Regions from separate parts of the Homo sapiens genome. Here all the other regions are linked to region 1. Evidence: chromatin loops called from intact Hi-C (ENCODE). Cell type or tissue: prostate gland. All regions are shown on one strand.

The links. A loop is a pair of places that touch in the nucleus more often than their neighbours do. Peaks named below come from ENCODE experiments on the same cell type or tissue, not always from the same donor. Only the 100,000 strongest peaks of a DNase experiment are listed, where the experiment ranks them.
Region 2: a loop joins it to region 1, with 4 times the contacts of the local background. A loop is called at or near these places in 3 of 110 quality-filtered maps.
Region 3: it touches region 1 in a loop (5-fold over the local background); 2 of 110 quality-filtered maps call a loop at or near these places.

Annotation. Positions count from the first base shown.
Region 1 is chr1:55,572,774-55,577,773 of GRCh38, reverse strand. No RefSeq gene overlaps it. Among named protein-coding and RNA genes, the nearest start is that of MIR4422, 350 kb to the right of the region's middle. In prostate gland, no CTCF peak of the experiment used is centred here; a DNase peak (open chromatin) is centred at 1,993; H3K27ac peaks cover 2,942 bases.
Region 2 is chr1:55,699,683-55,704,682 of GRCh38, reverse strand. No RefSeq gene overlaps it. Among named protein-coding and RNA genes, the nearest start is that of LINC01753, 240 kb to the left of the region's middle. In prostate gland, a CTCF peak has its summit at 2,439; no DNase peak of the experiment used is centred here.
Region 3 is chr1:55,459,384-55,464,383 of GRCh38, reverse strand. No RefSeq gene overlaps it. Among named protein-coding and RNA genes, the nearest start is that of MIR4422, 240 kb to the right of the region's middle. In prostate gland, no CTCF peak of the experiment used is centred here; no DNase peak of the experiment used is centred here; H3K27ac peaks cover 1,033 bases.

The DNA.
Region 1 (5,000 bases):
TGTAAAATGCTCTGAAGAAGGGAGACAAAAGGTCTCCTGTTGGGTTTCACGTAGTCCTGGAAACACCTGGATATGTGGGTGCGGTCTGAGCCATTTTCCAAAATGAAATTAATATCCTCAAAACTATCTGGACCTACCAATGCTTGCCTGTACTAGAATCAACCCACTATAAAAGAAATCTTTGATCAACAAAATAAAAGTTTCTTTAAAAATCAGCTGCTAAGTTATTGACTCATTTCCTAATTGTTTTTGCTTTTCAATGTTACTAGAGTATGAAGCAATCTGTGGCTTAGGCATCTAATAAACAACACAAATAAATCTAAGGATTTATATTTTATAAAAATAAAGCCAACTTCAGGGAGGCTGAGGCATTCATTTATTAAAATTATTTTTCTATCTGGAATCAATAATTTTTATTGATAATAATCACACTCCACAGATACGTACTGGTATGTTGTTTGCAATTTGCAAAATAATTCTTCACTTAACCTTCACACCACCTATGTACAGCAGCAGGGTAAGGGCCATCAACCCCGTGTCTGGAGAGAAGGGGGCTGGGTGATAAGCGGCAGGATGGTAGTGTGGACAGGTGTGGGGTTGGAGTCAGACAAGCTCTTCCACACAATGGCCTGGGCAAGTTTTCTGTGCTCTTTCAGCCTCAGTCTCTTCATCTGCACAACAGGGATGATAACACAACCTGCTTCAACAAGGTTGTTGTCTTTACAGTTCTTCTCATAGTGCTTAGAACATAATTACTCAGTAAAAAAATGGTATTTGTGTATGTGCTGCTGTTCTTGTTGTGGCTGTTGTTATTTTAATCTACTCTGCAAGGCTGTGAGGATTAGAGGCGATGTTGGTAAAAATGCTGAACGCAGTGCCCAAATCATAGAAGGTGTTAATTTTGAAGTGGGAAGGCTGAGATTGTAAATCATGTGTTTCTAATTCCTTAATAATATTTCCTCTGCATCCCGGTTACCTGGGCATAGATCAGTGCAACATATTTCTTAGCTTTGAGTATAAATAGATTAAATATTTTTTATTAAAACAAAAAGAATGGGAGCAAGGGAGAGAGAGAAAAAGAAGCAGAGAAAGAAAGAAAAAACATTTTACTATCTGCCCTAATGCCTGTCTATACCCATGTTTTTGAAGACTCAACACATTCCCCCCCACAGCCCACCCCAGTCCTGGGTGCAGCAAGAATCATCTGCTGCGTCTATAATATCTCAGTGTCTTCCCAGCTTATAAAGGATAAAGCCAACTCCTTGTCTTCATTGGAGCCCTCCCTAGGTGGCTCTGGCCTACCTTTCCAGCCACATTCCCTCCAAGTAAATATTCCCTCCACAAACACTGCACTCCTCACCTACCCTGGACTCAGCTGTTCTTCCAGCCTCCACTCCTTGCCTTTGCTGTGACATCTGCCTGAAATGCCTTTCCTTTCTTCGCCTGGTGAGAATCTATGCACTCATCCAGCTCTGGCAGGGAGATTTGCCTTTCCCATTAGGCCATCAGCTGGGGACATCTTTGGAGACGAGGTCACTTCTCTGTGTCTCTGCTCAGTTAGCACCCAGCACAGGTGTGGCACTGAGGGGTGCAGTGTGTGTTTATTGGGAAAATCAGTGTGAGAATGAAGCAATTGGCACAAGTTCTTTCCATGGCAGAGTGGGGACCAGGGCAGCAGCCTCCCAACTGCTGGGCTGGCTGTGCTGGAGGGAACGCCTGCCTGGGACAAGGTGTTTGGAGACAGCACGTAACACTCTGTTCCTCTGCTTTGCTCATCTCCAGATGCCAGGATGATGGGAAAAAAAAAGTGGTTTTTACTCTGGTAATCACAAATCATGTGGGTGTTGCTGTGATTTTTCTTTAAAAGGATTATTAAAAGGGAGGGAACTTCAAATTATGGCCATGTAGAGACAGCATCACACATTTCAGGATAGGCCACTTTAGAGAGGAGAAAAAACACTCTTGTAATGGGCCTGGCTTGGGTCCACAGCTGTCCCTTGCCAGGTTCTAGAAATGCTGCCACAGTGGGGAGGAAGTGGGTGGCTGCAGTTACAGCAACAGACAAGTGATGTGCATTGGCTGTGCTGGCAACGCAGCCAAGGGAGCCCAGCCAGAAAGTACCACAGAGATGGCCATTCCCCAGGACACCTGCCCCCATGACTTACAAACCTGGGTTCAAGTCCCAGAAGCCTCACCTGCAAACATGGTGGCCTTCTCTGTTCAGTCGCTCTGCTTCCTGTTTGGTTAACTTTGGGTTAATAAAAACAAACCATAAGGATAGTGAGGAGGATTCAGTGAGACTGTAAGCCATAAGGACAAGTACTTAGGATCACTTCTTTCCTGGCCCCCAGTGAAGAGTTGTTGGAGGTGTGAATGAACAAACCACATTAGATAAAACCCACAACAAACAACACTAATGTTAATTTCTCCTTTCACAGCCAGGAAAAGTTGAATCCATGGTTTATTACACATTTACCCTGGATGTACTCAAGGCTATGGAGAATCCAAAGGCGAAAATGATGTGAGCCTCCCTCCAGGCTTTAGGATGATCTGGACACACATAAAACACAGGACACAGTGGGGTAAGTAGACAAAGAAAAAAAGGCAACAGGAGATTGGCTTGAGCCTGGTGGTCCCTCTGAAAAAGAGGAAAGTGAAGAAAGAAAGCTGGATGCCAGCGCATCAGGAAAGAGGGTGTTAGGAACAATTGTGGGCTACAGCTTGGGTTTTATTAGACCAGGGATCCAGGATTGCTCAGGCACCCTTACACATGAAAAATCAAAGACTGTATTAATAGCTGGACTTGTACCCAAAACCTCTAAGTGGAGTTTTCTGGAGCTTTTTCATAAGCCCTTAAGCCTAAATTCAAATCTTGGGATCATAGCATCAGCCAGGCAGCCCTATGGGCCAAGAGACCAGAGATGAACGTACTGGAACACATGTGTGACGGGAAAGAGGGAAAGGCTGGGTCTCCCTGCTGCAGGCTGGGCCCTGGCTTCCCTCCTGCTCTAAAAGTGACCCTTTAATACACAGTGATCCCTGCAATAGTATTCAATCGTTTATCTCCGTCTTGGCATCTTACTAATCAATGAACAACTTTTCCACAATGCTTGGAGAGGAGGGGAGGAGGGGGGCTGCCCTGATTCGCCCCCTCCATTCCCTCCGAGGTTGCGGGTGGGTGGGACATGTCTTACTATTTTCTGGCTCCGTACCTTTGCATCCACTGTGTCCTGTCCCTGGAATTTCCTTCTCCTCTATTTTGCTAACACCTATGCATCTTTCAAAACTTAGCCCAGGGTCACCTCCTCAGTGATGGCCTCTGTGAGTGCTCTAAGTCAGCTGCTGCCTTGAAGATAAGCACAGGGTACTGCTGTGCCCAAACTTAGCACCCACCACATTGCACTGTCATTATCAGTCTACTTCTCTAAGACCCTCAAACATGAGTGAGCTCCTTAAGGACAGGAAACCTGCCTTCTTTTTCTTTTCTAATTCAACCCCAAGGCTGTTGCTCAGAGGATGAATGTGGAAAGGGGAGAGGAGGGAAGAGTATTTTCCAACAATGTAAAGTTTTATTCTAGGTAAGAGTGACTTCCTGTCCCTTGTAGTGGGCAAACATCTTGTGCATCTTACGGAAGAGGAACCCCAACAGAAAAGAGATGAATGCAATGCTAAACCCAACCAAGATTCAACCTAAAACTTTTAGGAAAGGCAAGGTCTGGAGTTAGGAACCCACATGACAGCTTGTGTGCATGTTCTGCTTTCTCTCTCTCTCTCTTTCCCTCTGTCTCTCTCTCTCTCTTCACACACACACACACACACACACACACACGTAGTCACAGGCATCTGCATATATCCATATGCCCCCCTAATAATAGAACTCCTTCCTCATGCCAATACTTTAATCCTTAGCATGCACCTTCCCAGGTAGGACTTCATGGGAGATGCACAACACTCCTTCTCTGAGCAGTGGCAGGCCCTGCCCTTGTCTCCTAAAGGACCAGTTTGATAAGGTGGAAAGGATCTTGAATGAAAGTCAGAGGACTGGGTTTATGTCTGGAATCCATTGAGATGCAATGTTGAAAACTTTGAAAAAATTTATGCGATCTTTAAGGCCAAAGCAAGAGTTTCTGGGAAAGTTAGAACTTGTCACTTATTGAATGTCTGTGTCTACTGTAGACTGGAAGTCGCCTGGGTCAGGGCCAGTGCCTGCTCTGTTCACTGTTGCATCTTCAGAACCTAGCCGTGTGCCTGGAACAGGATCGATACTCAAATTAATATATAAGTGAATAAAAAGTGAATGTCCTCCTCTGAATTTCAGGCTGCCGTGTTTACAGGTGTCAAAGACCTAATGGAGGAACCGTGGGGTTGTCACAAAGGCCTTCCTGGCCTGAACCCTGTGAGTTATCTTTGCTGCTGACACGTGTACAGCATGTTATGAATCATAGAGAGCTTTGATCTGCTTCAGACCTCACAAGAGAGTGATTTATCCCCTATGAATGCTAGGTTCATTGAGGGTGGAATTTTAATGATTTCTGTATCCCAGGCCCCAGCCCCTGCTCTGGCACATAGCAAATGCCCAGTAAGTGTCTGCTCTTTCATTCATACAAAACAATAAAGTAATGACCGGATGCTCAGAGAAGTGGCTTGTGCGGGTCCTATGGCATACTAATGAGAGAGTCAGTGCTCCACTCCGGCCTTGGTACTTCCTGCTGTAGCACATCCAGGATTGTGTGCTTTCGTGCATGAGGCCATGAGGGAGCTTCGGAGTCAGTGACCTACACCCTGCCCTATTGCCTACTGCATCCGCCAAAGGACATGAGGCCAGACTTCTGCCCTGTTGTGGCAGGGCTCCAGCTGGGACTGACGCCATGGCTGACTAGTGTCAGGTATCTTTGGGACTATCCAAGCTTAAAATACATCTGCCTCTAGGTACGAAGAATATAAGTCATGGCATCAGCTGTGGGTTAAATTATGCCCCCAAATAGGTATGTCGTGGTCCA
Region 2 (5,000 bases), 130 kb before region 1:
ACCACCTACTGAGGTACCTCCTGTTCATTCATTCATTCAACATTTATCTTGTTTATTTTGTACTGAGCACAGGGATCCATTTGGCCTCTCAGAACTTCTCTACAGTTGTCCTTTTGAAGATTTGTTTAATGCTAAAGCTCAAAGAGACTTCTGAGCTTTACTTGGGCTCATGGTAGCCATGTGAAGTGTCCAGGGCCACAGCAAGCGGGTTAACAGCTCAAGTCCTGAACTCACTTCCAACCCCATGGGATTTCCAATGACCTCTTAGTGGCCTAGGCAATTAGGACTTCATCTTCGGTCTGATCAAAACAGAATGGTTTTCATGACAGGAACAGGGAGGATGTTGACCTACAGAGGATCCAACAGGGGAGTGACTGTCCTCGGTCCCTAGGAGAGACAATGGAAGATCTGGTTGCTCGACACCATGCACACCAGCAGCACTCTGATACATATGGTGTTTATCCTTTCCTCATTCTTTGGTGATGTGCTCGTTGATGAGCTGTGGAGCATATCCAGAATGTTTTTGGAGCTGTTAGCTATTATGTCCTAAAAAATAATAAATTGCACACTGTGGCTCTGTTTCTTTCTTTCAAAGCAACTGGAGAGCTAAAAATACCAAGCTCCTTCCAGGGCCCACATAGTGTCAGAGTTACCACCAACGGGAGGGTCCCACTGGCCCTGGAGACCTTGTTGACTTTGAAAAGCTCACTCAGCACCAGCTGGGAGCCCTCCTGGCCCCAGTGTCTCCTGGACACCCAGCCGGGCAGGCTCCTCTGTGCCGACACAGACAGCAGGCTGCCCGTTGTTGGCAGATCACAGAGCTGCACCCCCAGCCCATGGCCTGCCCGCTCCTTGGGCCACCAGGTCTGTGTTTATTATTCCAGATGATAAAGCATACTGTCCTGAGGAGTTCAAAGCCCCAAATAACACACTGGCTCATGGGCAGGAAAGTTGCCATTGTTCATTTCCTAGAGCTGTAGGCTAACCTCTTGCTCCCTTCCCTCTTCTTCTCTTCCTTCCCTTCCTCTCTCTTCCACTCCTCTCTTCTCTCTCTCTAGCCTATTTTCTTCTTTCCTTCTCAGGCCTTATCCCCTATTCTTCTCTTGGTCTCTCCCTTTTCTTTTCTCTCTAGAGCCCCTGGGGCATATGGGTAGAAAATAGTTTGAAAACCCCTGGGTTAGAGGCTAAGGGCCTTCTTCCCACTGAGATTGTCTAAGAGTCATTCCTTTCCATTCTGTCTTAGGCCACAAGTTTTGAATGACAGTTTAAAAGGTGGGTGCTAAGTGATAAATGTCTAGCTTTCAGACCAGGGGACAGAAATCCTTGGCCCGGTCTGCCTAGGATCTTAATATATTAAAAGGCATGAAAAGAAACGGGAATATCTATAGGTAGTGAAATTGACCAGAAAGACAATTCTGCAGCCTTGCTAGATTTGTGATTATAGGGAAATTATTTCTCTGTGGGCCTCAGTTTCAAATATGTCTAAAGGAGTTAGGAATCCCTGTCTTGCTTTCTTTCGGGAAGGATTAAAATCACCTAAGATCATAGGAAAATTCTTTGGTGCCTATGCCAGAGTATAGTAATATTATTACAGGCAACATACTACCCATGTTTATTGTGAGAATAAAATGAGGCTGTATATAAACTCTCTCATATACTGTCAGGCACAAACATTAGCTACAATTATTTGCCATTGAATAGGTCCCCAAAAAAGCAGGCTGAGATGGAGATGTTCAAGCAGAAACTATATTAGAGAGTGCTTTCGGGATGCTCAGATGAGACTGGGAAGGGTAGGAAGCAGAGTCAGGCAGAGGAAGAAATAAATTTCAGTGCAGCCTCAACACATGTTCAGCCAACATTAAAGAAAGCTCTGAAGCCGAATGGTCTTTAAGAGTTGCCCTAAATGAAGATAAGGGGTCAGGCATTTATACCTCCGCAAAGTTTAGTCACTAGACATGGGCTGTCCCAGAAAAGGGGTGTGATCTTGGGAGAAGCAGCGCTCTTCAACTGCTACAATCCTCAAAGGGGACTAAGAGTTGAGGGTTGTCTGCTGGCAGCCCTCTCACCAACTGGAGGAATAACTTCAGTTGCTCTCCTCTTTAGAACAGAGCAGAGGTCTGAGCCATGCATCCCAGTGTCTCCTACATCATCATTATTATGTAAATTATACATTATATATTATATAAATCATACATTATATAAATTAGTGATTTATTTTATTGCCTCATAGCTGAAAAAATCTGATATTGGCCTGAGTCTGTAATTACAAGAGAGATGTAGGACAATTATTTCTACCTAAAAAACCAGTAACTACTACCAGTTCCCAATGGAACATGTCAGACTGACTGATACAATAGGTCCACAACATAGAATCATGATTTACAACCTTCCTAATGTTCTCCCAGCCTTGTGCTCTCTGTCATACCCTACTGGCCAATTCTATGTACTGCCTCTTGGGTTTGTTCTTTCTACTCTGATTCTGTCACTCTACTACTTAAACACAACCAACGGCTTCCATCTCCTAAGGAAACAGTCAAGATTCCTCTTTACAACCTGGTCTCACTCTGCCTTGATAGCTTCTTTCCCCACCTCTCCTTCCATCCCTCCACCTCTTGACCCCTGCAGCCTTCATACATTCCAGGGCAGCCCTGTGCCCTTGTCTGGAATTCCCTCCCCAAGTCTTCCTCAGGATGGATTGCTACATATTCTCTGAAGCCCAGCCCAAATGACTTTTCCTTTGTGCTTCCTCTGTGATCTGTCTTCACCTTGATTATAACACCTAGATAAAGGAATAATCAAACAGACTCAATGTGAAGCTTCTGATACTAGATAGAAACAGGGCACTGTGATGAAGAATTAGCTTGGCTTTAAGGCCAATTGACCTTAGTACCAATCTATCCTACTGTTTCCTGACTTTAAGCTGTTAAGCAAATTATAAGGACTCAGGCTGTTTCCTTACCAGATAATCATAATAATACCTACTTCAGAGGACTGTTGTGAAGAGGAAATGAGAAGACAGCTGTAAAATACACAGCTAAGTGACTGGCATGGAGTCAGTGCTCCACACACCATACCTGCTGCTGGGGGACAGGAAAGAGGGGAAGTCCTCCATTTCTGCATTTTCTTCTCTGGGCATCTAGATACTCACTAGACTGTAAGCTCCCGGAGGGCAAGGTCACAACTCCTTACTCATAATTACCTTCCTAGTGCATAATTCAGTGTCTAACTAATGTATATTTAAATATATTATGTTTAAATATATTTAAAATATTCTAGAAATGCTGAAATATATGGATTTGAATTGAATTCCTTAAGGTTTTCAATGCAAAGGACCTATCTCTCACTTTTAGAGAAGAGCAAAATAGAAATCCCATAAGATGGTGACCAGACCTGCAGCCTTGGCAAATAGACAAAGGAAGGAAAAACTGGCCTGCCACAATGAGGAACACCCCATCTATCTTCTTTTCAAGGCAGCTGTACTCTGTAGTGAGGCAGCCATGCTGGACAATTTCAGACTAAACACATATACATCATTGTCTCCATGTTAGATGCTCATGTGTCCGCAGGGCTCCTGGGGACAGTACATAGGACTGAGACCACCTCAAAGTAATTTTGAATACACATCCCTGTCATCTTCCTGTCACTTCTTGGAGCAGCTTTAGGGTACATCCATGGGGCAATGATTCCACATTCAACTAATCCTTCATGACTTGGGCTCAAGCCAGCTCACCAGATCCTGGCCCTAGGAAGAGAGCAAATTGTGTGGTTGCCATGAATTCCACTGAGAAGAGTGTCACCTCTTGGCACTTTTAATTGTTCCTCCTAAGAAACATTTATGATACAATGATAGGTGTTTAGAGGAACTTACATTCAGATAGTAATTTACTTGAGAGGGAACAAAAGCCTTATAAACACTGTAAAAAAGAGAAAGGGAAAAGATTGCATTCTTCTCATCACTTGATACTGAACAAATATTTATTATATGTCTACCATGTGCCAGCTATTACCCTGGGCACTGGATGCCTAAGGAAATAAGACATCAACCCTGCCCACATGGAACTCACAGCTAAGCAGGCAGTGTAATAAGCACTATGGTCAAAACATGCAGATTAGGGCCCCCACTGCAGACTTGGGCAGGTTCCCAAGAAAATGGCAATCAAGCTGAGACCTGAGGGATCATCTCAGAGTTACTCATGTGAGAATGGTCAGGAGCAGAGGAGGGAAGAGTGTGTTCCCGTCAGAGGAAATGAGTGAGAAAGCACAGAGGTAAGAAAGAGCATTGGCTATTAAAACATGACATGTCTCTGCAGTGGGAGCATTGAGAATGCAGAGGAGTGATCATCGGGATGCTGCACAAATAGGCAAAGGCCCTACAGTGAAGGGACTTAGGAGCCATGCTGGATGCTCAGACCTTTTCCTAAGAGCGCTAAAGATCCAGTCCTTTAAGAAAGATCCTAACCAAAAATCCTCCATAGATGGATCCTGTCTGCCACATTCATTACTCAGGAGTCTCCTAAGTCCCAGCCCCTATGCCAGTCTTTACGTGCACTCTAAATCAGCAACTGACTCTAAGAGAACTTAAGAAAGCTTTCCTTTAGAGCTCACCTAAGTCTGAGAAAGTATGAGAAATAGGGGGGAAAAAGACTATTTTAATAGTTAATTTTATGTGCCAACTTTCTGTAATACAGAAACTCCCCCTGAGTTACCAGGCTGCTGTCCTGTCCCATGGATTTGAGACTCAAGATTACCACATCAACTCATAGCTGAATTTCCGGACTTCCAGCCTGCCCTGCAGATTTTGGACTTACCAGCCCCCATAACTGCATGAGCCAATTCCTTAAAATAAATCTGATTGATAGAGAAAATGCATGCAATGTATACACGCACACATGAATATATATGTATATATATGTGTATATATATGTTTGTGTGTGTATATATGTATACACATATATATACATATCCACACACATATACTATTGACTCTGTATCTCTGGAGA
Region 3 (5,000 bases), 110 kb after region 1:
ATAAGTAGATAAGAGACAGTGAGAAACAGGGAAACAAAGACAGAGAAATGGACTAAAGAGAGAGAGACAAAGGCAGCCCACATCCCTGAGCTGCTAGACTGTGGTAGCCGGCTCACTGTAGGTAGGCACTGACGTGTTTTTGAAGTAATGTGAAGATAGAAAGAGATACACAGATGGACAGATAAGGAGCAGGAGAGAGCTCAACTCAGTGCCTGCTGTTTTTTCACCACATACTCTACATGTAACGGAAAAATGGTAAGTCAGCCAAGAGCATGCACAAGCGTGAGATCTCCAATTTCGGCAATGACCTTCAAAACTTTAAGGGCTCATCGGGAACAGAATGTCTTCTAGCCCAGCAAGGGCCAGGCCGACTCTGGGAAGAGGCCGATCATAAAAATCTTTTCTAAGATCAACGTGGTAATAAGCTGTTTATTTCATCTTTGATTGGCTCCATGGGGCAGGGAAAAGCACACTGCTCAGGGAATCTGGGTGCCTGGTTTCCCATGTGAGCCTTGTAGTTCACTTGCTCATTCATCAACTTGGCCAGCTCACTGTCCTCCAGGCCCCAAAGTTCCCAATTATGAAAGGAAGTCTGGGTGATGGGGTGATAGTTGAGCCAAATCACTTCTTTCAGCTTTTTGCTAAGTAAAATAATTTTTTTCCTAACAAAATCATGGGCAGACATCTAACACATAAAACCAATTGAAATTAAAAATGGAATTTCTCTGATTCAAAGTTAGATGGCAGTTCATTCAGACTCCAGGAAAAACTTATCTTCCTCTTTTCCGAGATTCCCTTGAATCAAATGGTAACTGGCTTCAAGTGCTATGAAAGTTCATGCAGCCAATATCAGACACAACCCTGCTTCTGAGAGTAGAGAAAACCTAAGAGCAGAAGTGCCCAGGTGGAAGAAAAGACAGACAGCATAAATGCAGCAGATTGTTGCACAGCAAAGTATTGCTTCTGGTGGTGCTGAAAGTCCACTTTCTTACTTCTTTTTTAATATTCCAATCCATAATCCCAAAGGCATTTACAAATGAACACCATGTGCACACTCGCAAGAAATGCTTTGTGATACTGACAATTCAATGGCTTAGAAATTTGTATATATGTCAAATTATTTTAACTAAACCTAAACATTTAAGATGAAATGTGAGTGAAGCGTGATGACTTTATAAAAGGGTGACTATATGGGTGTTGAATATTAGAATTTCAATAGTTTTATTTTTATAAAAATATTTAAATATTCTTAATTAAAATTTCAAAAAATTACATAAAATTTCAGCTTTACTTAAATATTCTAAAAAATTTCTATATTAATTTAGAATAATTTGTATTTTGCTTTTGATTTGCATATTTTAGAAAAATAGCTCTTCTGAAAGACATTGATTTTTATTTTTATATTTATTGATGAAATATCCAAATTCTATATGCTTTGAATAAAATTCATTTGATTTTTAATCCTTTAAAATAAATCATTGACAGTGAGCATAAATTGAGATCATGATAGAAATAGAAAATATAGAGTGAAATATAAAGAAAAGAAAAAAGACTAAAAAGAGCAATGAAATAGAAACACTTAAAGAGGTAGTCTTCTGAAATAAAAATATATATATTGGAAACTGAACATAGGCAGACTTCACTTGCATGGAATACAAAAAGAAACAAAAAAAGTAACTCTTGCAATTCCTATAACTAAAATTAAAGTTAAAAGGCTGAGCACAGTGGCTCACATCTGTAACACCAGCACTTTGGGAAGCTGAGGCAGGAGGATCTCTTGAGCTTAGGATTTCAAGACCAGCCTGGGCATTTCTGTCTCTACAAAAAAAATAAAATAAAATAAAATAAAAAATAATAATAAAAATGAAATAAAATTAAGAGTTAAAAAAATAGCAAAGCTTCCTATAGTATCTAAAAACACAAGTGATACTGGGTATTGGCATGGGGATTTAAAGATAATGTTATGTGTCCAATATTTAGCCAAGCATAATGAATGATACTTTACTTGGTACTAAAAGCATAATATTTATAGAACACAGTGGAAAATATCTAGGTTTACTTAAAATGATTTTGACATTTGGTGCTGTAAGAGCAGAAATTGCAAATTTGACTTTTTTTTAATTATGCTTTAAGTTCTAGGGTACATGTGCACAACATGCAGCTTTGTTACATATGTATACATGTGCCATGTTGGTGTGCTGCACCCATTAACTCGTCATTTACATTAGGTATATCTTCTAATCCTATCCCTCCCCACTCTGCCCACCCCACAACAGGCCCTGGTGTGTGATGTTCCCCACCCTGTGCCCAAGTGTTCTCATTGTTCAATTCCCACCTATGAGTGAGAACACATGGTGTTTGGTTTTCTGTCCTTGTGATAGTTTGCTCAGAATGATGGTTTCCAGCTTCATCCATGTCCCTACAAAGGACATGAACTCATCATTTTTTATGGCTGCATAGTATTCCATGGTGTACATGTGCCACATTTTCTTAATCCAGTCTATTATTGGTGGACATTTGGGTTGGTTCCAAGTCTTTGCTATTGTGAATAGTGCCACAATAAACATACCTGTGCATGTGTCTTTATAGCAGCATGATTTATAATTCTTTGGGTATATACCCAGTAATGGGATGACTAGGGCAAATGGTGTTTCTATTTCTAGATCCTTGAGGAATTGCCACACTGTCTTCCACGATGGCTGAACTAGTTTACAGTCCCACCAACAGTGTAAAAGTGTTCCTATTTTTCCATATCCTCTCCAGCACCTGTTGTTTCCTGACTTTTTAATGATCGCCATTCTAACTGGTGTGAGATGGTATCTCACTGTGGTTTTGATTTGCATTTCTCTGATGGCCAATGATGCTAAGCATTTTTTCATGTGTCTGTTGGCTGCATAAATGTCTTCTTTTGAGAAATGTCTGTTCATATCCTTTGCCCACTTGTTGATGGGGTTGTTTGAATGGTTTTTTTGTAAATTTGTTTAAGTTTTTTGTAGATTCTGGATATTAGCCCTTTGTCAGATGGGTAGATTGTAAACATTTTCTCCCATTCTGTAGGTTGCCTGTTCATTCTGATGGTAGTTTCTTTTGCTGTGCAGAAGCTCTTTAGTTTAATTAGATCCCATTTGTCAATTTTGGCTTTTGTTGCCATTGCTTTTGATGTTTTAGTCATGAAGTCCTTGCCCATGCCTATGTCCTGAATGGCATGGCCTAGGTTTTCTTCTAGGGTTTTTATGGTTTTAGGTCTAACATTTAAGTCTTTAATCCATCTTGAATTAATTTTTGTATAAGGTGTAAGGAAGGAATCCAGTTTCAGCTTTCTACATATGGCTAGCCAGTTTTCCCAGCACCATTTATTAAATAGGGAATCCTTTCCCCATTTCTTGTTTTTGTCAGGTTTGTCAAAGATCGGATGGTTGTAGATGTATGATATTATTTCTGATATTATGTTCTGTTCCATTGGTCTATATCTCTGTTTTGGTACCAGTACCATGTTGTTTTGGTTACTATAGCCTTGTAGTATAGTTTGAAGTCAGGTAGCATGATGCCTCCAGCTTTGTTCTTTTGGCTTAGGATTGTCTTGGCAATGCGGGCTTTTTTTGGTTTCATATGAACTTTAAAATAGCTTTTTCCAATTCTGGGAAGAAAGTCATTGGTAGCATGATGGGGATGGCATTGAATCTATAAATTACCTTGGGCAGTATGGCCATTTTCACGATATTGATTCTTCCTATCCATGAGCATGGAATGGTCTTCCATTTGTTTATGTCCTCTTTTATTTCATTGAGCAGTGGTTTGTAGTTCTCTCGAAGAGATCCTTCGCTTCCCTTGTAAGTTGGATTCCTAGGTATTTTATTCTCTTTGAAGCAATTGTGAATGGGAATTCACTCATGATTTGGCTTTCTGTTTGTCTGTTATTGGTGTATAGGAATGCTTGTGATTTTTGCACATTGATTTTGTATCCTGAGACTTTGCTGAAGTTGCTTATCAGCTTAAGGAGATTTTGGGCTGAGACGATGGGGTTTTCTAAAAATACAGTCATGTCATCTGCAAACAGGGACAATTTGACTTCCTCTTTTCCTAATTGAATACCCTTTATTTCTTTCTCCTGCCTGATTGCCCTGGCCAGAACTTCCAACACTATGTTGAATAGGAGTGGTGAGAAAGGGCATTCCTGTCTTGTGACAGTTTTCAAAGGGAATGCTTCCAGTTTTTGCCCATTCAGTATGATGTTGGCTGTGGGTTTGTCATAAATAGCTCTTATTATGTTGAGATACTTCCCATCAATACCTAGTTTATTGAGAGTTTTTAGCATGAAGGGCTGTTGAATTTTGTCAAAGGCCTTTTCTGCATCTATTGAGATAATCATGTGGTTTTTGTCATTGGTTCTGTTTATGTGATGGATTACATTTATTAATTTGCATATGTTGAACCAGCCTTGCATCCCAGGGATGAAGCCCACTTGATCATGGTGGATAAGCTTTTTGATGTGCTGCTGGATTCGGTTTGCCAGTATTTTATTGAGGATTTTTGCATCGATATTCATCAGGGATGTTGGTCTAAAATTCTCTTTTTTTGTTGTGTCTCTGCCAGCCTTTGATATCAGGATGATGCTGGCCTCATAAAATGAGTTAGGGAGGATTCCCTCTTTTTCAATTGATTGGAATAGTTTCAGAAGGAATGGTACCAGCTCCTCTTTGTACCTCTTGTAGAATTCAGCTGTGATTCCATCTGGTCCTGGACTTTTTTCGTTGGTAGGCTATTAATTATTGGCTCAATTTCAGAGCCTGTTATTGGTCTATTCAGGGATTCAACTTCTTCCTGGTTTAGTCTTGGGAGGGTGTATGTGTCCAGGAATTTATCCATTTCTTCTAGATTTTCTAGTTTATTTGCGTAGAGGTGTTTATAGTATTCTCTGTTGGTAGTTTGTATTTCTGTGGGATCAGTGGTGATATCCCCTTTTCATTTTTTATTGCATCTATTTGATTCTTCTTTCTTTT